Linked DNA regions of Mus musculus: all the other regions are linked to region 2. The links are chromatin loops, found by intact Hi-C in ENCODE. Cell type or tissue: heart. All regions are shown on one strand. Region 1 holds the start of 4930412C18Rik (RIKEN cDNA 4930412C18 gene). Region 2 holds the start of Asph (aspartate-beta-hydroxylase). Region 3 overlaps Asph (aspartate-beta-hydroxylase). Region 4 overlaps Clvs1 (clavesin 1). Region 5 overlaps Rab2a (RAB2A, member RAS oncogene family).

Region 1 (5,000 bases), 100 kb after region 2:
ATCTGTGTCATTTGTTATGTTTTTTTTGATCCGTCAAGTTTAACCATGGCTATCTGAAACTGCTTCTTTCCTGCCGGCACATAAATTCCCCCGAAAAAGTGACTCTGAGATTTCTATATATGAATAAATTTTGAGGTCAATAGCTTTGGCTCTATTCTCCAACTAGCTCTTACCTTAATTACTCATTTATTTTATTCTATGTTCTGCCACCTGGCTGGTTACCTGGTCCTCAGTTTCTGTCTGGGGGGAATCTCCAGAGCCTGACTCTTTTCCTAGAATCACACACACACACACACACACACACACACACACACACACACACACACACAGTGTGTGTGTGTGTGTGATTAATCTGTGAAGACGCTGTTAAGTAATATTTATTTTGAATTTTGAATTCAAATTGTGAATCATTCATTAGGAACTTTGAATTCATAAGGAGACAGTTCTGTTATACTGGGTCTCAAGACTGAAAGACAGCAGGGTAGAGACACTGCTGAGTCATGGTCAAACTCAGCAGAAAACATATCAGTTTACCCGTTTTCTGTCCATATTTTTCTGTCTTCATACTTCACCTGCAGTGGTTGAGACTTTGAAAGTGTACAGTCTAGGTACTTGCTCTCATATATATTTGTTTTGTTTTAGGTGAGGTCTTGCTGAGTAACCCGGGATGCTGTCAGACTCACTACCTGAACGGCTCCAGCATGGATCCTTCCGCGTCAGCGTACTGAATGTTAGGACCATAGGCATGCGATATTTTTAAAGGGTATCTGACCTAACACCACTAATACGGTTTTATGTAGCTCCTTAGGTGGAGAAAGGGAAGCCACTTTCCTGAACTTGAAGATTCCATATCTACAGATTTGATCCCTCACAGATTTCTGAGGAGTGTATGTATGTACAGTCTTTCTTTGTTATTTCCAAAAATAATGCAGCATAACAACTATTTGTGTAGTGTTTCCCTTATATCCAGCATTAAAAGTAATCTAGGGATAATTTAAAGAATGCAGAAAATGTCTGTAGATTGTATTAAAATGTTGCACCATTTGACGTAACGATCCTCTGCCATCCCAGAACCCCTTTCTTCCAAATGGAAAATCTTTTTACTACGCAACCTATCTCTGAGCAATGGCTCCATTAGTACCTTAAAACTTCCTTCTTGTAACAGAACCCCGAATAACACCCTGCTCCGTCTCCCAACTTCTTGCTCTTTTTCCCATCGAGTCACGAAAAGTGTTTCTTGGAACCGGTCGCGCAAAAGGCTCAGTCCAGTGCGCAGAGGTTTTAACAGTGACTTCCCGGGCTGTGTGAGCGGCGCGTGCGCGGGTATCCTCAAGGGACCTGCGCAGAGTCTGGACATTACTCTCAGGCCAACGAGGTGGGCAGGCCTGCTGCTAGGTGACCGAGTCCTCTTTGGCGGTTTTAATTTCCCCAGCAACTTGCTCGCCTTCTGCTGTAGCTGAATCTGGCGCGTAAGATTCCTGGCGGCCCAGGCCCACACCAAGGTTTGTGCCCGGCCCAGCCAGAGTGAAGTTTGAAACGGAGACCTCTGCCGGAAGGAGCGGGTCGTTGGCAGGACAGCGGTTTGGCCTCCTTCCCCTCCGCCCTTGCACAGCCTGGGGCGGTGAGGAGGTAGGGGAGTGGACCTGTGCGATCTGACCTCTGGGGCACTTGAACTCAGCTACGTACATCCTACCCCTGGTATTTCTTTTCAGCGCTGGTGGCGATCAGAGCAATTAGCATGCGAGCCCTCGGGCTGTTCCTCCAGCTTCTGCCAGGATTGGAGGTAGATAAGTTGGGTTTATAGTGAGGTTTCAGGTTAACCTTGGTGAATATGAAGCATGCGCGGGAGCTGCAGTGGGAAAGATTTTTGTTTATCGTATGCACTAGAAAAAAAAAAAAATCTGTCATGGACTAGAATGCCAGAACACTTAAAACAGCATTCACTGCAAGTAGTATTCCCCAACCTGTTTTGTTTTGTTTTGTTTTTAAACTATGCCCCCTAGCGGTATAAATAGGAATAACCTTTTAAAACAGTATGGTTACCCTTCTCACAATTCCAAGAAATTGTGAACTCATTAATTTCATCTACTTGACAAATTTTTAAGGAACCTCACTAAATTTAAGGCATTCTGCTTCCGTGTGTGTATTCTGTAATAGAGGCCTGATTTTCACAGATTGGCTCCCTTCCACAAACCTACTTCCTTTTCCACAGCAAGCTTTTAGACCAGCTAATGTGGAAGGAGCTAATAGAACGATAGTGCCCAGCACATTATAAGTGTTAAGTAAATATTAGTCGTTATCATAATCACTGCGAACTATGTTTACAGTTTACCTCCTACACGTTTGTTTTTAGATTTTTTTTAACCCTTTCATATTCGAATCTTTGAGTCTGGGGTCGTGTAGCCCAAGCTGGTTTTATACTCTCACCTGTGTATAAAGGATGGCCTTGAGTTCCTGATGCTTATCCGCAACCCTAAGGATGCTGGAGCTGCAGATGTGTCCTGCCGCCGCGCCCATTTGATGTGGTGCTGAGGGTGGAACCCAGGGCTAGGCGGGCACTATACCAGCTGAGTTCCACCACCAGTCCTTTACTAATTTAATTCTCCAATGGAAACAGTTTTATACATGATCATTTCTAAGGTTGGAGGAAGCCATGTAGTAATCTGTACTGGGGAGTAAGAAGTCAGAGGGAGCTAACTGAGAGCTTGCCTCAGAAAACTAAAAGGGAGGAAGGAAGGAAGGAAGGAAGGAAGGAAGGAAGGGAGGGAGGGAGGGAGGGAGGGAGGGAAGTAAGGAGGGAGGGAGGGAGAGATGGGGGAGGGGAGGCAGGCTGAAGTCCTATTCCGTGCTTTTAATTCTTGTTTTGGAGAGGTAGAGATAGGTGGATCCCTTGAGTGCACTGGTCAGTTAACCTAACTTACTTCGCAAGTTCCAGGCCAGTGACACCATCTCAGAGAGAGAGAGAGAGAGAGAGAGAGAGAGAGAGAATGAAAACAAGTGTATAATATTCTCTGGCAGTCAATCACACTTGCAATTCCCTACCCATCTCAATGTCTCAATGTAAAAGGAAAGATGAGGCTTGGGCTACTTTCTTTCCTGTACCACATCTGTTTTGTTAACATCATGTTCTGTCCAACGTCCTTGGCCGCTTTAGGTTTACCCATCTCTCAGGCTCATCCTTGTTCTCCAGGCTTGTGAGGTGTTTTTATTTGTTTTGGTTTTGCATACGGTATTTTGCATGCCAGACATGAACGTTAGGGCTGAGCTATCTTCCAGCCCCCATTTTATTACTATTACTATTATTATTATTAAGTGTTTCTTTGTTTGTTTAGATAAGACCTGGAATTCACACTCTTACTGAGTTAGCTTCCTGAGTGCTGAAATTTCAAGCATGCTCTGTTACATTGAGGGTTTTTTTTTTTAAACTTTGTTTGTTTGGTTTTTGAAGATTGATCTAAGTAGCCAAACTTTTATTTACTTATTATAATATATGGCTTCATCAGTGCCTGACAAATACAGAAGTGGATGCTCACAGCCATCCATTGGACTGAGCATAGGGTCCCAATGAAGGAGCCAGAAAAAGGACCCAAGGAGCTGAGGGGTCTGCAGATCCCTAGGAGGAACAACAATATGAAACAAACAGTACCCCCAGAGCTCCCAGGGACTAAACCACCAACCAAAGAGTACATGCTCCAGCTGCATATGTAGCAGAGGATGGCCTAGTCGGGCATCAGTGGGAGGAGAGGCCCTTGGTCCTGGGAAGGCTCGATGCCCCAGTGTGGGGGAATGCCTGGGCCAGGAAGTGGGAGTGGGTGGGTTGATGAGCAGGAGGGGGAGTAGGAAATAGGGGGAGGGTGTTTTTCAGAGGGGAAACCAGGAACAGGGATAACTTTTAAAATATAAATAAAGAAAATATCCAATTAAAAAGGAAAAAAGACATTACATGTCATCATAGCTAGTTTTTTTTTTAACTTCTCATTGATTCTTTATGAATTTCACATCATGCACTCCAATCCCACTCATCTCCCATCCTTCTATATCTTCCCTCTGCCCTTGCAAACTTCCTCCCCAAAGAAAACAAACAAACAAAAAATATCTCTGTAGAAGCTGTGGTGTGTCACATAGTATACCCTTTTGCCTAATCAATTTTTCTTCCAAATGTCATTGATTTGGTTGGAGGTTTCTGGCTTTTTCTACAGTATCAATACTGGATCGTCACCAGGGCTCATCATGCATATCCTGTTGTTGCCCTGTGTCTGCAGCCTTGGATCTGCAGGACCCACCCCTCCATGTGCTCAAGCAGTTCATAGATGGGGCAGATATTGGGGCGGGCCCATTAAAAGCCCTGGATCTGGACCTGAATGGTAGCTGAATTGTTCATCCAGCCAGCAGCTCTCCTGCTTTGCCTAGGTGAGGGGGTGGCACCACTTCTCCTGCCTGAGGCAGCTGGAAAGCGCACTCGTTCCCTGGGGCCAGCTCTCCCACACTGTGCAAGTGCTGAGGGGCAGGGCACATTAAGAGTTTTAGCGTGGAGTATTTCTGCTTCTTGTACAGGTTCTTTTCCTTTGATGAGCAGTTAGCTGTTTGGGAGAAGAAATTGGCTTTTTTTTTAATAATCTATTAATATTTAATGATTAATTGATGGTTAAAAAAACTTTTTCCAGAAGAAATAAATATATTTTTAAAATGATGCTCAAGTGAGATTATGTAGACTAAAAGTTTTGGAGAATAGGTGAAGCCCGCCTCCTAAGCTTAAAGCTCATAGCTCCACCCACTTTGAAAAGAAAATTGATTTCTGCAACTACAAACTACAGAAATGCCCTAAGTCACCTTCCTCCCCATCTCATTTGAATTCTGATGTAGAAGGGGAGGTAAGGACAGAGAGGGTTAGGGCCCTGGGTGATAGGGAGTGTACTTGTGAATAATAGGCACTTTCAATTTTGAGCTCACCATCTTCTCTCATGACATTATGGGTAAAATAATTTATCTACATTATAGAC
Region 2 (5,000 bases):
CTCTTCTGTCCTACCTGGGTTTTCACAGGCTGAGCAAGACCTTTAAGCATTAATTTTCTCACCTTATTTAACTAGAAGACACTAAATGCCACAGCAATGTAACTGCAGCTACGGACTCCCCAGCAGTTAGAGTTGGTTTGCATGTCCATGTCCCTACCTCAGTGACCACATAAAGTTAACTTTGTTTTCAGTACCCTGTTTATCTTTCAGGTGTACCCTGCTGTAAGAAAGCAATAAACAGAACCACGCTTTCCCATTATAATGGTAACTGTTTAGCACAAAGGGAAGAAGAGTTTTAGTTTCCACCTGGGGTGCCTTCTCTTTCACCCAATCAGAACTCAGTAGTTACTGAAATAGTTATTTAAAATAATGGCCTAGGAAGAATCATGCGCTCTGTGTAATTTAGGCTCGAGTTTGGGGGGAGGGGTTAGAACACAGGTGTTTCATTCATTATGAATGAAATTGTGCTTCATTATAGTTATGTCACTCTAAAGTGTGGGCAAATGATAGACTAAGGGACTATACATCCTAATGATAGAATAAGGGACTATATATACATCCTAAGAATAAGGTACTATACATCCTGGGGTTTCCCAGCCCTACCAGCTGACTGTAACACTGGTACTTATCAGGGGACGGTGCACACTCTCTGTACTGGCAGGCCTCATAAGAGACTTCCCTGGATGCAATCAGGGTGTAAAGGATAGAGATGAAAGTCTAGGATGTAGCTCAGCGGCTAAAGCACTTCCCCAGCACACACAAAGCTCCCAGGACAGCAGCAGACGCATTTCACCAGGCAATCGCTACAGAACACATTAAAATCTTGCTCATTAGCTTTCTCCTCAACATTCAGTAGGCTCTTCTCATTCACATACTTCAAATCTATGCTCCAACCACAAAGCAATGGCGCTGCCGATGTCAGATTAGCTGACTTAGGAGCCAGAGAGCCTGAATGTCATTTTTACCGGTATTGAGGTGAATTAATTACTACAGTGGCCTTGGACCTCAAACTGTGTACATAGAGTCCTTTCCATTAAGAATACAAACAGCTCTCAGAATGTTAATGTGTACAATGGATTTAACTGCCTAACTTTCCCCATTTACATTTATTCATTCATTTTCTAATCAAATATTTATTGCACAGCTATTAAGGAAACGAACTATTCTAGTTGATAATGGGGAATAGAAGAGAGTGAAACAAAGACAATACATGAAGACAGAATATACATGAAGACAGCAAGTGCTATGAAGAAAAACCATAGTTGGCTCATCTATCGTCCTGACATATACTAATAAAACCATAATCATCCAATCTATATATGACATATAATAATGAGCTGCCCATAGACCAAAGCATAGAATCTAAATCATTTCCAGTGATATTGAGAGCTCACATTCAATACACATGTGTGTTCCAGTTCCAATATTCTAAATATGAGTCAAAGGAAATATAAGAGAAACCGAGAACCGGTGAAATCTGACACGAAACAGATTTAAAACATCTGTTCTCCACTCTGCTGGCTAAGCACATGGAGAAGAAAGGTGAATAACCAGTAGGGTTTTTTGTTTGTGGGTTTTGGGTTTTTTGTTTGGTTGGGTTTTTTTTTTGGGGGGGGGGGGGTTATGATTTTATTTTATTTTATTGAGAAAAGAAAAAGGAGGCACAGAGAAAATCCCTATAGTACTTTATGATGTCCCTTTGTATTTTAAAAGGCAAACGCAATACATATTAAGAAAACTAAACAAAACTCCTTAAAATAATTTGCAAGAACGAAGCATCAAGTCTCATCCCGGCCCTTGAATACACTCCTCCAAGCCGCTCCTCAACGCTGCTGGCCAGGCTGAAACTTACTTTCTCTGACTTTGGCTCAGGGTCAAGCGCCCCGAAAACTGCAAAAAGATAAAGGGCCCTCTACACCCAGCTTCCATCAGGAAAGGCAAGAAAGGGCCGGCCAATGCTCGGGCAGGCTGGTGCTAGGGGTCCCCCTCCGGCCGACTCTGCTCCTCCGCCTCCCCGCCCGGTGAGCGCGGCCTCGCCCCGCGCACACAGGAGCCTCGCTAAGGATGGAGAGGAGCGGCGGACGTAGGATCAGACCAGACCTGCAGCGCCCACCCGGCTCCCGCCCGCAGCCAGGGCCTGGCCTGCGGGGACTCTGACCTCTCCGAGCCCCGGGGCTACTGCTGCTACCGCTGCTACCCGTGCTCGGGCTACCGCTGCCCGAGCCGCTGCCGCTGCCGCTGCTGCTGCTGTTGCCGCCGCCGCCCTTGGCGTTCTTGCGCGGGGCCATCGCGAGCTGCTCCGGGGACTGCAGAGAACCGGGGCCTTGCTGAGTGCACTAGGGACACCGGGGCTTCGAGACTCCTGTAGCAGCGCCTTAGCGTCCACTGCGCTCGCTGCGCCTCGGACGACTTGCACCAGCGTGCAGCCGCGCGGTTAGCCTCGCGTGCGCCCAGCCTGCGACTCCTTAGGCTGCCAAGAGCGCTCAGCTCCCCCCGGCCTCGGCCCCGCCCACGCCAGCCTCTGCCCACCCACCAGATCTGAAAGACGCCAACACGAGCCAATCCCGAGGACCGCTGGCAGGGGGCGGGGCAGGCTACGCGCGCCTGCCCTCCTCAGGCCAAAGCTTGTCTTTTGCTGCGCAGTGACTGCAAAGCCCCAGCGGCTTGTGGCTTTCTAGTCTGCCTGGATCCTCTGGAACGTGGCAAACGTGGAAGCCGGCAGGACTCTCGCGAGCGTTGGTGTTCTGGCTCCAACGGGATGGGGCGGGTATGAGGGCGGTGCCCGAGAGCTGCGCACCACCTCTTGGCTTCTTGGGAATTTGGTTCCGGTGCCTAAGTACGACCAAGGGTGCAAGCCCTCTCTTTGAAAAGGATTTGCCACAGTTCCGCCAGTACACTGTGATTGTTGAGCCTTCCAGTGTCAAAAATAAGGATTTGTGCCATCAGTAGTTTTGGAGAACCTTTAGTTAAGACATTAAAATGTTAACATGACTCAAAAACCCTATTTTCTTAACCATGCACAACACTCTCATCACACTAATACCTAGAATTTCTTCATGTCCCCAGCCATTGATCTCCTATGCTTATGCAGTGTACTGCGTCGGGATTGAGAACTGAATATTCAAAAGAAAAATGGCAACAGCTGGATGAACCAGCCAAGGTCCAGCAGAGACCATGATCATTTGTTACCAATTGCCCACATGGTGTCTGTGGGTAACAAAAAAACATGAAGTATGTGGTGATTTAATACATTGCTGTCAATGTCGAGATCTTCCAGGAGTTCTTGGAAGCAGCCCCTTGTAGAAGACCCAGAGTGAGCCACTGCTGTGGGACGACCCCTTCTGAGACTGCAGTTTCCTCAACCACCACTGACCATCATTAGGGTCCACTGGCCTCTGCCTTGTCAGCTGTGAATACTGGGTACCGCCCGGGGAAAAAAGTGGAACCCAAGAGCCTCACAGAACAGGGAAAAAGAGGGCATCGTTTTCACACAGCCATGAAGGTGGGTGCTGCCGTCCATTCTTACTGCATTTCTTTATCTCTGAGCCTCCTCGGCACCCAGGAGTCCTCTCTTTTGAACACAACTTCTTGCCCACAAAGGACATTCTTTCAGCAGGAAACAATGATGGGAATGGGGGGAGGCAGAGAGGCAAATCTGATCCATATCACTTAATGGAAGGTGCTGATATCTAAACTACAATAGATAAATAACTCTCCATCCCCAAGATAAAAAATTTTAATTACTCACAAAACACTATTATAGAGTTGATGCTTTAAAGGTTCAATCTTAACTAGCTTCCACAAATGTTTTAATCCCTTGTGCTGGCTGATTTTGTGTGTCAACGTGGCACAAGCTGGAGTCATCACAGAGAAAGGAGCTTCAGTTGGGGAAGTTCCTCCATGAGATCCAGCTGTAAGGCATTTTCTCAGTTAGTGATCAAGAGGGAAGGGCCCAGCCCATTGTGGGTGGTGGCATCTCTGGGCTGGTAGTCTTGGTTCTATAAGAGAGCAAGTTGAGCAAGCCAGGGGAAACAAGCCAGTAAGTAACATCCCTCCATGGCCTCTGCATCAGCTCCTGCTTTCTGACCTGCTTGAGTTCCAGTCCTGACTTCCTTTGGTGAGGAACCAGCAGTGTGAAAGTCTAAGCTGCATAAATCCTTCCTCCCCCCACCCCCAACTTGTTTCTTGGGCATGAGGTTTTGTGCAGAAATAGAAACCCTGACTAAGACAACCCTTATTCCCAGTTGGTGGTGCTGGTTTGGGGAGCTGAGGAATCCTCAGGAAGTATGACCTGGCTGCCCAAAGAGGCCACTAGGAGCAGACCTTTGAGGGTTATTTTATTAGTCCAGGCCCTGCTCTCCTGCTGCCATGGGTTCACATTGCCTCTGACAGTGGGGGCTAATGTTATGCCTTCCCTGGCCACGACAGATTAAAGTCTCTCTGGAACTCTGAGCCTTAGTAAACCTTTCCACTCTTAAGTGATTTCCTTTGAGTATTTTAGTCACAGCAATGCTAAAGTAATGAATGTCCCAGAGTTGGTGATAGAGAGGGGATGTGAACTCAGACTGCATGCAGAATTACTTCCAAATTATCCTTCCTAGAAAAAATCTACCGTTCAGTTGAGAATATCTTACTTGACGCCACTCTCCTGCAGCAGAGGCTTCTGGGATCATCTACACCCTCCCTGCAAAGACAGACTGAGGCCTGAGTGTGGACACTTTTCATAGGTCACAGTTTAGGGAAGTTAGATTTTACATTTTTGAACAGCTGTCTCCAAGGAAAAGTGAGGCTTTGTTCCTTCAGTCCAGAAACTAAGTCTGGTATTGCTAGCAATAGGACATAGTCACATCTCCACTCCATTCTTCCAGGAATCTGAAGAGTTAGTTCCCCTTTCCTTAAGAAACCTTCATTCAAGCAAAACCAGGATTTGTGGCTGCCCTACAGAAAAGAGTTTCACGGTGATCCAATAAGAAACCACGTTGGAGATTTTATTAAAAGTA
Region 3 (5,000 bases), 210 kb before region 2:
TGTGTGCTGCTGTGTGCTGCTGTGTGCTGCTGTGTGCTGCTGTGTGCTGTTGTGTGCTGCTGTGTGCTGCTGTGTGCTGCTGTGTGCTGCTGTGTGCTGCTGTGTGCTGCTGTGTGCTGCTTCCTCCAGTCCAGTGTATCCTCATTCACCTAGACATTTGAGTTGTTCCCACATTTTGTTCCTTGTGACTTTGCTGCTCTGAGTGGGGGCATTGTCTCTTTTCGGGCACTTGCTGTCTTTTCCTTTTATCTATCCTGTAGTTTGTTCCTTACAGCCACTGACATTGTTCAATTTCTCTGATAACTCTAAGATCAAGAAAATGACTCTCTCTCTGTTTAAGGTATTTAAAAAGAGGGGAGTTAGTTGGTTCCCCCCTTTTCTTTATTTTTGGTTTGTTCTTTTCTTAGTTTCCTTTTCATGTTTGATTTTGCATGGTAATAAATGCCTATTCTGTCATTTGGTGCCCACTCTAAGTTTCTGTCCTTTGTAAACCTTTGACAACAAAGGGGGCACTCTATTCCCTATATTCAGAGGAACTGTATAACACCACTAAGCAACACATTTGCTGAATGCAAGATAGAGGCATGCAGTAGAGGGAAGGGGCCAGTAGGTGGTTAATAGAGAAGAGAGATTGACCTTTTAAAAAATATTAGTTAGTTTTATCAGTTTATTAATTTAGAAATGTTATGGTTAGATCTCTCCAGTATGCTAGTTATTCTTCTCTGGAGTGACTTTGCCTCCCCTAAATCCACCCTACATTTGTTTTTTGTTTGTTTGTTTGTTTTATTTTAATTAGGTATTTTCTTCATTTACATTTCCAATGCTATCCCAAAAGTCCCCCATACCCTCCCCCACCCACTCCCCTACCCACCCACTCCCCTACCCACCCACTCCCACTTCTTGGCCCTGGCGTTCCCCTGTATTGAGGCATATAAAGTTTGCAAGACCAATGGGCCTCTCTTTCCACTGATGGCCAACTAGGCCATCTTCTGATACATATGCAGCTAGAGACATGAGCTCTGGGGGGTACTGGTTAGTTCATATTGTTGTTCCACCTATAGGGTTGCAGACCCCTTTAGGTCCTTGGGTACTTTCTCTAGCTCCTCCACTGGGGGCCCTGTGATCCAACCAATAGCTGACTGTGAGCATCCACTTCTGTGTTTGCTAGGCCCCGGCATAGTCTCAAGATGGAAAGATCTCCCATGCTCATGGATGGGCAGGATCAATATAGTAAAAATGCTATCTTGCCAAAAGCAATCTACAGATTCAATGCAATCCCCATCAAAATTCCAACTCAATTCTTCAACAAATTAGAAAGAGAAATCTGCAAATTCATCTGGAATAACAAAAAACCTAAGATAGCAAAAACTCTTCTCAAAGATAAAAGGAATCACCATGCCTGACCTAAAGCTGTACTACAGAGCAATTGTGATAAAAACTGCATGGCACTGATATAGCGATAGACAAGTAGACAAATGGAATGGAATTGAAGATCCAAAAATGAACCCACACACCTATGGTCACTTGATCTTTGACAAGGGAGCTAAAACCATCCAGTGGAAAAAGACAGCATTTGCAACAAATGGTGCTGGCACAACTGGTGGTTATCATGTAGAAGAATGTAAATTGATCCATTCCTATCTCCTTGTACTAAGGTCAAATCTAAGTGGATCAAGGAACTCCACATAAAACCAGAGACACTGAAACTTATAGAGGAGAAAGTGGGGAAAAGCCTCAAAGATATGGGCACAGGGGAAAAATTCCTGAATAGAACAGCAATGGCTTGTGCTGTAAGATCGAGAATCGACAAATGGGACCTCATAAAATTGCAAAGCTTCTGTAAGGCAAAAGACACTGTCAATAAGACAAAAAGACCACCAACAGATTGGGAAAGGATTTTTACCAATCCTAAATCAGATAGGAGACTAACACCCCTACATTTGGAAACTCCTAAAAATATTTCTCATTGTTACAGAGGTGTGGAGCATAGCACTGCCCTCTAGTGGCTAGAGGCCAGGGACCCAGCTGAAGATAAAGCACAAAGACCATGTGAGCCAGATGGCCACAGTGCCAGGGCCTGCAGTGTGTAGTATGTAAAATGGCATCAATCATGTTCTCAAGAAACAAGTCCTGGTGATAATATGGTAACCAGCTAGCATCGCTCCTGCTATACTGTAAGTCTTTGCTAAGGTACAATATAAAATTTTAAAACTTTGTGGAATTTTAATATTAAAAAAAAAAAGTCCCAGTAAAAGTTTCTTTTAAAAGTTAACAGCATTTAGCACATTAGTATCACTTAAGATGTATCTTCTCGCTAATATCTCTGTATACAGACAGGAGCACTAACTCTGCCCACAACCTTTGGTGGGTTAAAAAAAGCACTACACAGCCACCACCTGCAGGTTTCTCTCCTAGTGCTTCATTTAGACTACCATTCTAGAGCTTGGTTCTCAAACAGCTCTCTCCTAAGGTTCTGCTGGAGGCCCTGTAGGGTCCTTTGCAGTACTGATTTAAGATATTCCATGTATAACCCACTTACATAGCAGATGAAGCTAAGAATATAAACAAGATTAATTTCCAATCTGTCTGCTTTCCTAAGATAGAATACAACTTAGGAAACACCTAGTCTGGTTTTCTGGTCACTGGATGTAAGACTCATTTTTTCCACAAAACGGATCTTCAACAAATCGACTGAGCTGGAAGTGAAATTATTTAGATGCTGCGTCAGGTGTCCTCCTAAAAGATGTGACCACAAGGACTTTTATCCAGGGAGCCATCTCCCCAGCCCAACAAGTCTCTAAAGGGCATTATGCTAAGTGAATCAAGGTAGTCACTAAAGACCAGACTCTCTGTGGTTCTGCTTGTGTAAGGTCCTGGAGTAGTCAAGATCAGAGACTAAAGAGAAGTGGAAGCTGTCAGGCTTAGATGGGGAAGCAGTATAGACTTAGTACTCACCCATCCAGACTGGACTATTCTGGACCTAGGTGGTGGCAATGGCTGTAACAGTGTGAGTGAATGCTAACCAACTATGTGTTTTAAAATGGTTAACATATTTTACTTTATGATATGTATTTAACCATGATTAAATAAAGAAGGAAAAAGAGGAAAGTCAACAGGGACACAGGAGAGAAAAGAGTATAAAAAAGTATCAGGACACAGCAGGACACTAAGTCCTTTAAAGGGAGCCGAACATAGCATTTCATTCTGGCATTTGACACTTGTGTGATCTGGGGCAAGTTACTGATAATTCTTTATTAAGGATGAGTTATGCCCTGATAAATCCATCATGAATCAAAAGCCCCAGGCATTGCTGATGTATACAATACACTATCCAGTCTGAATATGCCAGCCAGCCTATGGGATACATGTTCTGAATGTTGACATTAGCCTATAGTTGGGCAAGATCATCTAATGCAAAGCATACTGAACACTAATGTGTGGAATTGCTAACATTACTTATCAGAAACCAATATCCAACAAATTCTAGTGACGTAGCACCCAGTAGCAACTTGGCTGGTGGTTCAAGTGATGGAGTGGCTGACAGAAGCTGTGCTGCTAAGTTCTGGCATCACTAGAAGGTGTTAACACATACTGCTGACCCAAGAAGAAAGTAACAATTACAAGTTCAGTTTCTAGTAAACGGGCTTCATTCTTCACAACCATAAGGTTGAACTACTGCAGGTAGAGCTATTATCATAGTAAGCATTGGGGTACGTCTGAACTTAGCACATTTATACTTGATTCCACCTGCAGACTTGATAAGAAGATATGGTAGACATTCAACTTCATAGTGAAAATTATGAAACAGACATGGGAAGAAAACAAGAAGTATGGATAAGACAATAGATTACCAAGAGTATACTTGATGTCACTCCTTATGAAATCTGATTTCATTTTCAAAGACTGAAAATATATCTTGGATACCAATGACAAAAGGCTCTTGCAGTTATTTGAGCACCAGAGAATCTGGAAGCTATTTAAAAGTCTACATGTAATTCAAATTAAATACAAAAATCTCCATTGCACAAAGTGACATTTTCCAGGATATTTTGATTGGTGTAATGAAACCAAAGATTTTGGCATATTTAAAAAACATAATCATTCCATTCATTAACTTACATTTCTTGTGAACTAGGAAGAGTGATTCCCAGGGAGCATACTGACTTCTACATAGGATTTCAGAACCACTGTTTAGGGATTTTCTAGTAATTCTAAGTCAAATGTGTGTCCTTCTTGCAACCTGTGGGTCACATATGTCCCAGGATAGTTATGAATATAGCCTAAAACAAAATCTTCAACGTACTTAAAACATTGAGGATTTTTTTTTGATAACTGGAACACATGGTTCTTGAACATAAACTCTGTAGGTAACAACATGGTAACAACATGGTCTTGCAATGTGGAAAGGCTAGATATGCTAGAATCAACCAGTCCTCAACCATTTTTTAAAAAAATAAACCTAAAAGTTCAAGGGCATTTTCATGTATTATGCACTGAATTTTTCTTTAACAAAATTCATTTTAAAATATTTTATTGACATATGACATGTGTGTGTATGTGTGCACATGCTTGTGAGCATCTCTCAGCTGCATGTGGGGCGGTGGATATGCAGGAGATAGTTATCTTCCATTATGTGCACCTCTGGGGCTGAGCTGAGGTTATGGGATTTGGAGGCAGGCACCTTTACTCGCTGATCCATCCATCTCATCAGCACCTGATAGAGTTTACTAAGTCTTTAAAAGACTATGCAGAGCTTGAGGAAGTATGATCATGAGTTCAAATGGTCTATATGGTGAGCATGAGGCCAGCCTGGGCTATCTATATGGTGAGCATGAGGCCAGCCTGGGCTATCCGCTTAGACCCTGTATCAATAAGTGAGCATGTTCTTGAACTTTCTGTTTCCACAGAACACTGCAGTTTTAATTACTTAGTTTAGATCCTTTCCTTAAAAACACAGTCCTCTGTCTTTTCACTTGTATTCAGAGACAGGAAAAGTAAAA
Region 4 (5,000 bases), 220 kb before region 2:
AAAGGAGCCTTGTTCCCACAGGACCCTCAGTTTTGTTCAGCACCCTTTCCCAGCCAGAGCCTGCCCTCTGGCCTGGGTAGCAATTCTGTCTGTATTGGTCTTATCAGTGTTGATGCCTCCTCTGTCCCTTCTCATCGAAACTGTCACCTATGTACCTCCAGTCTCTCTCTCTCTTTCTTTTTAGTCTTCTCTGACTACCAGCCTCTGCCTTTATCTAAGAGTTCCTCCCCACCACCCATGGCATGCTCAGCCTCACCTCTCATGTAGTGTCAGGACTGCAGACCTCTGGTTCACAGTGATTTCTCAGTCCTCACATCTGCATTACACTGTCACATCCCCGAAGGCAGTCCTCCAGCCTCCTTGTCTCAACAAGCCATCACTGAATTGCTGTGTATTTATGGAGTTTACTACATTTCAAGTCACACTGCTATAGTTTGAACACTCTCCAAGGGCAGAGAATGCATGGCTCCCCACTATTAGGTGACCTCTCACATGATCTTAGCGTAGAAGGGGTTCTCGGGGTACCTTCATGAAGGGCAGGTGGGGGAGTAGAACAGAGATGGGAGAAAACAGCAAAGGAAGAGAACAGCAAAGGAAGGGACTGCATGAGAGTAAAGGCTGTTGTAGATACTCTACGAAGTGAGGAACAAAACACTGCTCAGAGTCTGCAGTGGAGTGGACCGTAACATAGCCTTTGTAATCAGTATTTGATTAGGATTTGAAATCATCTCTAAGATGTCATATGATTCCTCCTAGGTTCTGAAATTCCGTTAACAGCTTACATTTACAGCACCTATTTTGTTTTTAGAACAATCATTCATCTGTTCATTAAAATTTCTACTAAGTGCCAGCTCACAGAACAGGATAAAGGGCCATTAAGGGAATGGGACGTGGGTCCCAATCCTATGAGCTCAGAATAGCTGTGTGCCTGAGTAGCTATCAACCTGTGAGTTAGGTTTCCTCTGCCTGAGACGAACAGCAATTAGTTTCCTTATTACTAGGCTGTGTAGATTAAATGAAGGGTAAATATTAGAATTGGATGCTAAAGGCTGCCCTATAAGCAGCTTCAAGATGCTCCTGAACGTACAGAAATCTGTGGCCTGTGTAGAAGACAGAGTTGCTGGACAAGTCTTGCGGATGTACCAGGAGGTCGCATCAGGGCTCCCAACTCAGTCTCACAGAAAAATGTGCTTTGAAGAGGTTGGTCTTCCACTACCACGTAGGACTCCAAGGTTGTATATGTTGTATGTCCTCTGGCCTCCACATTCCCTATGTACATACACACACACACACACACACACACACACACACACACACAAGGAAAAAATCCATTTCATTTGTTTTTCCTCCACTTAAAGCCTTGATTCAATTTTCCATTGGCCCTGGACAAAGTCCAGCACACTTATTATTATGCCCCATTCGCTGTGTCTGAAGTCTCTGGAATACATACCCAGACATTCTTCTCCTTGTATACTGATCTGCAACTATTTAACTTAAAAGGGGAAAACCAGTAATTGACTGCATGTAAGACATTGCAGTTGTACAGGAAATCCTGTTTGTGTAGCGTTTAACATGATGAACCATGCCCATCACTGCCAGGACGTGGCCGTGGAACCAGCTTGGTCTTCCTAAGCACTGGGCATTTGATGCCATCTCCATCCTCGTTGTTGCCTGGGAAACTGTCCCAACTAAGCAATCTTTCTTGCTGTTTATTTACTTGTTTATATATTTATAAGCAGGGTCTCAGTTGATATGTAGCTGGGGCTGGGCTGAAATGTACTAAATAGTCCAGGCTAGCTCCAAAACCACAGTCTTCCTGCCTCAGCTGCTGAGTGCTGGAATTGTAGCTGTGCACCAGTATGCTAGGCTATACATTTATCAAGACCTCAGGGAGCAAAGTCTTTTGTTTTATTTTCTCCATTCCAAACAAAACGTTATCTCCTTTACCACATTTCAAATCCTTTGGCATTTCATTCTCCACTTTGTCCATCCAGCCATTCACCCTCCACCCGTTTTCCCACTCGTTCTTCAGGTCTATTCACTGGGCTTTCACTTAGCATCTGTTGCTGTCATGGCTGTGTGTCACCACCATGCCAGCCCTGAGTCTACCCGCCACACAGACAGTCGCCCACGCTGCAAGTTACATTCTGATGGATGGATGTGAGTATTCAGAGGCCTGATATTCACACTGAGCTAATAACACCAGACAAGTTCCATCAATGTACTCTCATTTGATTAAAAACCAGAGCTATGAAAGGGCTCTGTTACGCAGAGTACTAGCCATTCTTCTCCAAGCTGTCCCAGGGGTGGAATGAGTCACCAGCATTGATTGTCTCAGCTGTTGGCAGCCTCCACCATACCTCTGCCTCTTCAGAACATCACATCCCGGTCCTGCTGTGGTGACGTCACCGGGCTCACACCACTGATTCTGGAGGGAGGGAAAGGAGTGTGGACGGAGAGGCTGACTCCTGGCTCTCTGTGCTGGTCTAGTCCTACAGAAACCTGACTACTCAGAGGAGGCAGTGTGAACGCCTGCAGTCATTTTCTGCACTGTTATTTTAAGTTCTGATTTGATAGCTGATAAGAATGTCCACAAATATCTATGTGCTCAAAATCTACATGTCTTGTGCTTCTGTGGACCACCTCCCACATCTGAGCTCGCTTTCAAAGTGTGTTAGCAAAAGCACTATAAACGCTCAATGCTCACACCTCGGCGCTCACAAACCTACACCCCCACCCCCCGAATGTTGAATGACTGCAGAGATGAGGCTCTTTCAAACACAGAAATCCCTCTAGGCCTCACTTCTGCAGCATCTGCTATTCCCCATAATATAGGCATTATTTTTATCTCCAATTTACAAAGGAGAAGGCAGCGTTAACCTGAGGACATAAAGTTCGTGTTGGCATTCTAATCTAGCGGGGAGCCCCTTGGGGGGAACTTCTTCTGTACTTGAGGTTATTGGAGAAAAAAGCCATGAAGATTGCTTAGGATCCTTTAAAAATATGCAGTACGTGCATGTGTGTGTGTACACGTGTGTGTGTGTGTGTGTGTGTGTGTGTGTGTGTGTGTGTGTTGCATATGCACTTTTTTTGTATGGGTGAATGTTTACATGGTGTGCATATACATGTGTGCACATTTGTGTGTGGATCAGAGGATAACTTTAGACCTCATTTCTCAAGTGCTGTTTACCTTGATTGTTTTTTTTTTTTTTTTTTTTTTTTTTTGTTGTTGTTTAAACCGGTTTCTCCCACCGGCTTTGAGTAGACTACGCAGACTGGCAGGAAGTTCCCAAGGCTCTCCCCATCTCTCTTCTCCAACACTAGGATTGCAAGCATGTCTTTGTTTATTTATTTTTTTTAAATGTGAGTTCTGGGACTTCCAGTCTGGTCTTGATGTTTGTGCCTCAAGCACTTTACTGACTGAGCTATTTCCTCAGACCCAAATATATTTTCAGTTTATTCTTGGAGAATTTCAAACATGAATACAATGTGCTTTGGTCAAATCCACCTTCTACCTCCAGCAGAAATTTCTATTCCTGGAGGGAAGTGCTACAAGCCAAGGGGTCAGAGAGTTCTGAGTTCTTCCACAAAACTAACCCTCCTGTTAACTTGGAAAATTAAAATGACTTTTGTGGGGTTCTCCCCGATGAAATGCAGAGATTGATTCTCAAGAAACAAATGGTTAACACCTAACTCAAGGGAGAGCCTAGCCAAACCACCTCTGCAGTACCTTTTGGCCCTGGCATTGTGATTCCTGGTATGTACTCCATGTAAAGGACAGAGCAGTCAGGTCCTTATAGGGCTTCTCCATAGCTCAGATAGGCAATGGAGGACAACTAATAAGAACACAGACCAAGCAGAGAACAACAGGAAAGCATCCTCTGGGTATAAAGACTAGGTGAAACCTTGTAGGGATTGCCTTCTCCACCACTGAAATTACCCATCACCCTCTGCATGAGGTTAGATGGTATTCTGCATTAAAAAGAGGAGAAATACAGATGTTTATTTTAGCACGAGAACTTGGCTTCTCAGGAGTAGACAGAGCCACTAAACGGTCTTATCTACTGTGCTGAACTGAGCACAGCCTAAGCATGCTGACCAGAGGGAGACATTTTCATCAGTGAGCAATTGAATTGACTTTCAGAGGCAATCTTTATGTAGCTAACTTACTAAGGGCAAGATTCAAGAAGGATCCCAAAGAAATGGGATTTTCCCCCAGGAATCTCATCCTAGGAAGAGGGAAGGGTGCCCTGAGAGGGAGCATGTCTCCTGAAAAGAGATTTCAAACAATTCTAACAGTTGTCTGACAGGATGAGACTGAAATCCCAATAAGGATGGGTCAAGGGTACTTGAGAACACGCCTTGACCACTTGAGGGATTTGTGAATGCCTTTGTCTCTCTTCCCAGTGTGCTCACATTGAATAAATCTCATTCTAATCCTTTCTATTACAAAAACAAGAGTTTGCTATATACCTTTTCAGTGAATTTCAAATATTTCATGACATAGTGAGTCACTGACATCGAGTTTTAATATTAAATGTCTCTTGTGTGACTAGGTAAATAGAATTCTATCATGTCAAAAGTTAAGAAGCCATGTTCCCAATTAGGGGACATATAAACCTGGGGCAAGATGCTGCTTGCTTCCTTATTCTCAATATCTTGGAACAGGCCTGTTGTCACTTATCAGTCAACCAAGACACATTCTATTGGGTAAGACATTCCAGGTCATTGCTGTCAATGTATCTACTGAAAGAAATAACACAGGTCCCAATTGCATCTCAGGAGGGGAGAGTGAACAGTGTCCATCTGAATAAGAAGGGCAAATGAGACTATTGTGTGAGCAATAGATTTACCCTTCTGTCTTCCCTTCTTTCCATGTTCTCTTCTCAATCATCTGTCTTCCCTGCCTGGGCAATGGGGCATCTGCACAGGTCTACAACATTCTAGCTTGGATCTCTGTACCTGGATGACTTAACAATGAAGGTTTCTGCACATTTGCT
Region 5 (5,000 bases), 1.1 Mb before region 2:
CACCACCATGCCTGGGCCATGACCTGCCTATCTAAATCTTCTTGTGTCTCCCATCTCTGGTTAATGTAGGCATCTCCATTTTTAAAGATGTGTGTAATTACCTTGGGTCCACCTGGATAACCAAACAAACCTTCCCTTCTCCCAGTCTTGCTTTGATTTTGCATTTGTTGGTTGGTTGTTAATTTCTAGGTCTCATGCACTCAGTGCTGGTCTTGAGCTTGCAGCAGTTCTGCCTTCTTCAGCCTCTCAAGTGCTGGACGTCATGACAGTCATTTACCACCACATCTAGCTGCTGTAACTGGTTGTATAGGGCAGTTTCTCTGATGTTGTAGCTCATTGTATCGGAACATTAGTGTCCATGGAGAGACTCTGTTTTTAGTTGGGGGTTAGGAAGCTGTCATAGTACAACACTGCACATAACTAAGTTGGATTTTAGACTCTGGCCTTTCTGACTCCAGAATCTGCAGTTTCTCCTGTATTGTAAAGATTCCTTTGCTTTTCCTAAGCCCTTATCAGATTGTCTTTTGTGGGTTTGCTAATCTCTTGGTTTGAGTTGCTGTTTGGTGCTTCATAGTCCTTTAGTCCCCTTATTTAAAGAAATAGTACTTGCACTCAGACAAACCAGAAGTGATGGTGCACACCTCTAATCCTAGCGCTAGGGAGGCCAAGGCAGGCAAATCTCTGTGAGGTCAAGGCCAGCCTGCTCTACAGACTTCCAGGATAGCCAGGGCTACACAGAGTAATCTTGTCTTGAAAAGCCAATTTTTTAAAAAGAAGAGAAAATGTTTAATTGGGCTTACATTCTAAGAGAGTTAGTGTTAGAGTTCATGATGACAGAGCAAAGGCGTCTCCACAGGAGCAGCTGAGAAGTTACATTTTGATACACAACTGTAAGGCAGAGATGGAGAGCACTGGGAACGCCTTTCTTTTGTAACCTCAAAGCCTGTAGGCCACCCCCCAGCCCACACCACGCACTTCTTCCAACAAGAACATGGCCACACCTCCTAAATCTTTCCACACAGTTCCACCAAATGGGTGCCAAGTATTCAAACATAGACGCTTAGGGGTGCCATTCTAATTCAGACCATCACAGTGTGTGACTATGAATTTGTCTTGTTTGCTTGAATGTTTCTATAATTATCTCACTTTTGTTTTAAAAACTAACCCAGACCTGACCATGCTGCCTAGTGTCCAGATTAAAAAAACAAACAAATTTATTTTTTTGCCTTCTATGTGTCCTAATATAATATATTGATTTCCTTCTCCAGCTCCCGGACATTTCTGCTTACCTTCTTTGTGACCATGTGGTACTTTTAAATAGTTTGCTATGGCTTGTCTTTAGTGTTCCTAGCCTCTCTTGTGTTTTCTTGTACTTAGCATTTTTTTCCCTTTGTTGTATCTAAATGGTTTATATAAGTTTCCTCATATTAAGATGATTTACAGTCTTTTTGTCCATCCATCAGTCTCTCCATCAGTCCATCCATCCATCTCAACTCCACTAGTGATTTTTTTCAATGTATGTGTGCATTTATTTGTATGGGTACATGTGTGTAGATTTGTGGGCATATGCCATGTGGAAGTCAGAAGTTAACAGTGGATGTCTTCATCTCTCTCCACCTAGGTTTTTCTTGAGAGAGAGAGTTTTTGTCTTTTGACGCAGGGTCTTTTGATAAAGCTGGAGTTCACCAGATTGGCTAGGCTGGTTAGCCAGAAAATTGCAGGGATCCTTTATCTCTGCTGTCTATCTCTCCCCCACCCCACCCCACCTTGCACATATCACCATACCAGGAAATTTAGTTCTTGACCCTCTAGCTTTGCCAGTCTTTCTGCTCCCTTCCGTGATGTCCCTGAGCCTCAGGTGTAGGATTATGTTGTAGATTGTACCAGTTGGGACTGACTACTTCATAGTCAATTTTTCTCTACATTTTCATGAGGTATGGATTCCTATAATTTTTTTATGTAATCTATTACAATATTTTAATTTTTATTTTGAGTCTATAATTTGAAAAATGAAATGTTTTGTATGTAATCATTGAAGAATTTGAATTAATTTCTGCTATTAGGTACCACTGTTAGATAGACAAGGATCAAGACATAGATGACAAACATATGGCTTTTATAGCACATATCACACAGGAAACAATAATATGAATATCACATTTCCCAAGATATGTTATGTCACTCGGACATTATAGAACATTATAAAGACCATTGTTCTGTGGGATGAAAATATAAATTTCTGAGTTTTCTGTTTATAAAATTGATATAATGTCTGCCAAGTACCTGTTCAAGCCCCATTTCTTCTCTCTAACTTCATAACAATGTTTGGATTCAGGTGTCAGTTAAGTGTCTCTTATTTATTTACTGCTTGTATGCTAGTGTAAGAAGGATGTTCATGCTTGGTATGCTGTCATCTGCCTGTAATTCCAGCATCTCAGAAGCTGATTCTGAGTTAGAAGCCAGTTTAGGGTATATAGTTCCAGACAAGCCTGACAATATCAAGGCTTTATCTCAAAATGAATTAACTACTATTAATGAAATAAACTTTATTGAAGACAGGTATTTGTCCATTTTTAGCAATAACTGCTAAACACGTAGAAGTCAAATGGTATCACAAGTCCCTCTGGCTATTTTGGCCTACACCACTCTTGGACACTTTCCAAGAGTCAGTTTTATAATTAGAAGATTCTGACTGGTGTGGTGTCTCCACTGTATGACCTTGGTTAAGCTCAGGTCTCTGCATCTTATAGAATACCAAATTTACATACTTTACTGGGCTTTTGTTTTTGTTTTTTGAGCTTGATATAAAACTATGTACAGGTGCTTTATTAACCACAAAGTGGCTTACTAATAATAATACTTAAAGTTAATTGTTCCCTTCATTGAGCTTCCTAAAATTAAACTAGTGGGGTAGGTTTTGCCTATTTAAAAAGACTAGTTTGCTGATTTTATTCTAACTCCCTGAGTTGAAAACAAGATGATTACAAAATAGTAGCTACTTTGATCTTGATGCCCTTTGTATTTAATAAACTTGAAAAAGTTCTTTTCTGTCTCAAGATGTCTTCCTGAACTACCCAAGATTGGAAAGACTATCAGAGAAAGACATTCCAGTTTTTACCAGTTTGTCTTCAGAAACCAATGGTTGGGCAGTAGTCACCCTCTGCCTGGACTTGGACTTCCTCTGTGCTTGCTTTTATGGTGTGCTGGCCACTTTTATATCAACTTAACACAAGCTAAAATCATTTGGGAAACAGGACTTCCAATTGAAGAACAAGTCTCCATAAGATTGGTTTATAGGGAAGTTTTTAGTGCATTTTCTTAGTGATTAATGTGGGAGAGCCCAGCCCATTTTATGTGGTACCACTTCTAGGCTGGTGGTGCTGGGTACTGTAAGAAAGCAGGCAAAGCAAACCATGAGGGAGCAAAGCCTTTTAGCAAGAGCATTCCTCCATGGCCTCTGCATAGGTTCCTGCCTCCAGGTTCCTACCTTGTCCCTGTCCTTACTTCCCTGGATAAAATGGCAACACTTTAAGTAAGGTTGGGTAGCTACAATCTAGAACATGAAATAAACCCTTTCCTCCTCTAGTTGCTTTTGTTCATGGCTTTATTAGAGCAATTAGAAACCATAAGACACCACATGAAGGATTTCCCTCATTTTTGAACCCCTTTTTGGAAGAAACTTTGTAGTTCTACAGACCTGTTTTGTAAAAATGAATCTGTTGGTAGAGCTATCACATCTGTTTGGATAAAATTAAAAAACCCAGTTTCAAAGGGGGAAGTAAAAGTATGCATAGCCCTAATCACTTCTGTAAACTTTACTTCAGTCAGTAGCATAACAGAGTGACTTACCAGTTATAAATTAAAACAAATAATTCTGTCTGATCCTTGTATCCTAATTTTACCAATGGAATTGTGCAGAAATTACTATTATACTTTTTTAGTTGTCTTTTGTAATATCATGTATAAGTCTTAGTTTTTAAGAATTTCTGCATAGTTAAATCATAATTAAATCTGTTTCTGATCTTAGTCTACTTCTGTGTTGTCTAATAGAAACCAGAACTACTTAAACAAGATTTTAGCAAAAACCTTGGGTAGTTCACAGAATTTGGAGGAAGATAGTAGAATCAAGTTTCAAAATGGGCATGATGGAGAAAAATAGGACACAGCCAGATTCGTGGTATCATACAGCCTGCTTAAGAAGATGGTACATTCATGCCAGTGACTCTGTTGGGCTCTTTCATCTGTGTTGTGGCAACTGTGGACTGTTCTCGCAATGACCCTGGTGCTGTAGCACCCTCTCAAGATTCCAAGTTCTGAGCAGCAGTATCTGATTGGCCAGTCTCTATCAGTTTCCCATTTTTGCTTCCAAGGAGATCAGAGATGCTCAGCCTCCAGAGCACTGGGATTAAAGATGTGTCAGCACATCCAGCCACTTTACCCTTTGTCTTCAGTGTTAGTATTGGTAGCTTGTACATTTGTGTCAGAAGTCAAATTTCTGGATCAGCTGCTGTTTGCATTTAATTTTTATAGATGTTGCCAGAGATCTTCATAAGTGTGATTGTGTTTAATCTGAACTTCCTGTATATGTCATGGACTTAAATTTAACAAGCTAACTTTAGCAATAATTATGTGGATTAATTAACTAGTCTATATTTTCCTAATTTAACAATTTGTTTTTGTTACTGTTACTTTTTTAGTACATGAAATAGTTTATTTTGCTTACAGCTTCTAATTTTGCACAAACCATTTATATCTTAACATACTTCTTATAGGTCATGTACAATAGATTTTATTCCATAGTAATAATATATGTATCTACCTCTTTCCATAGAATCATGAAAGAATGTTTTCTTTTTAAGCTACTTAATTTTGAGACACTGTGTTATTGTGTAGTCCAGGCTGACCATGAGCCCTCAGTGATCCTTCTACCCCAGTCCCTTGTATTCTAAAGTTGCAGGAATGCAGCACCAAGTCTACTTTTGTGTTGTTTCTTTTGCTTT

What was found. Hi-C counts contacts between places; a loop is a spot of excess contacts. Peaks named below come from ENCODE experiments on the same cell type or tissue, not always from the same donor. Only the 100,000 strongest peaks of a DNase experiment are listed, where the experiment ranks them.
Region 1: it touches region 2 in a loop (6-fold over the local background); 24 of 42 quality-filtered maps call a loop at or near these places.
Region 3: it touches region 2 in a loop (2.1-fold over the local background); 3 of 42 quality-filtered maps call a loop at or near these places.
Region 4: it touches region 2 in a loop (2.5-fold over the local background); 4 of 42 quality-filtered maps call a loop at or near these places.
Region 5: it touches region 2 in a loop (2.7-fold over the local background); 2 of 42 quality-filtered maps call a loop at or near these places.

Annotation. Positions count from the first base shown.
Region 1 is chr4:9,769,320-9,774,319 of GRCm38, forward strand. 4930412C18Rik (RIKEN cDNA 4930412C18 gene) reads left to right here and starts at 1,266. Exons shown (of 4, transcript NR_030693.1): 1 at 1,266-1,375. In heart, a CTCF peak has its summit at 2,018 (motif pointing left); a DNase peak (open chromatin) is centred at 1,342; H3K4me3 peaks cover 1,785 bases; H3K27ac peaks cover 1,105 bases.
Region 2 is chr4:9,666,623-9,671,622 of GRCm38, forward strand. It overlaps Asph (aspartate-beta-hydroxylase), which reads right to left and starts at 2,540. Exons shown (of 24, transcript NM_023066.3): 1 at 2,159-2,540. The coding sequence starts at 2,288. In heart, a CTCF peak has its summit at 2,624 (motif pointing left); a DNase peak (open chromatin) is centred at 2,619; H3K4me3 peaks cover 2,143 bases; H3K27ac peaks cover 1,795 bases.
Region 3 is chr4:9,454,557-9,459,556 of GRCm38, forward strand. The region is part of intron 23 of Asph (aspartate-beta-hydroxylase); the gene reads right to left. Among named protein-coding and RNA genes, the nearest start is that of Gm11816, 170 kb to the left of the region's middle. In heart, a CTCF peak has its summit at 2,009 (motif pointing left); a DNase peak (open chromatin) is centred at 2,015.
Region 4 is chr4:9,442,271-9,447,270 of GRCm38, forward strand. All of the region lies in intron 5 of Clvs1 (clavesin 1), which reads left to right. Among named protein-coding and RNA genes, the nearest start is that of Gm11816, 160 kb to the left of the region's middle. In heart, no CTCF peak of the experiment used is centred here; a DNase peak (open chromatin) is centred at 2,381.
Region 5 is chr4:8,542,069-8,547,068 of GRCm38, forward strand. The region is part of intron 1 of Rab2a (RAB2A, member RAS oncogene family); the gene reads left to right. Among named protein-coding and RNA genes, the nearest start is that of Rab2a, 8.9 kb to the left of the region's middle. In heart, no CTCF peak of the experiment used is centred here; no DNase peak of the experiment used is centred here; H3K27ac peaks cover 446 bases.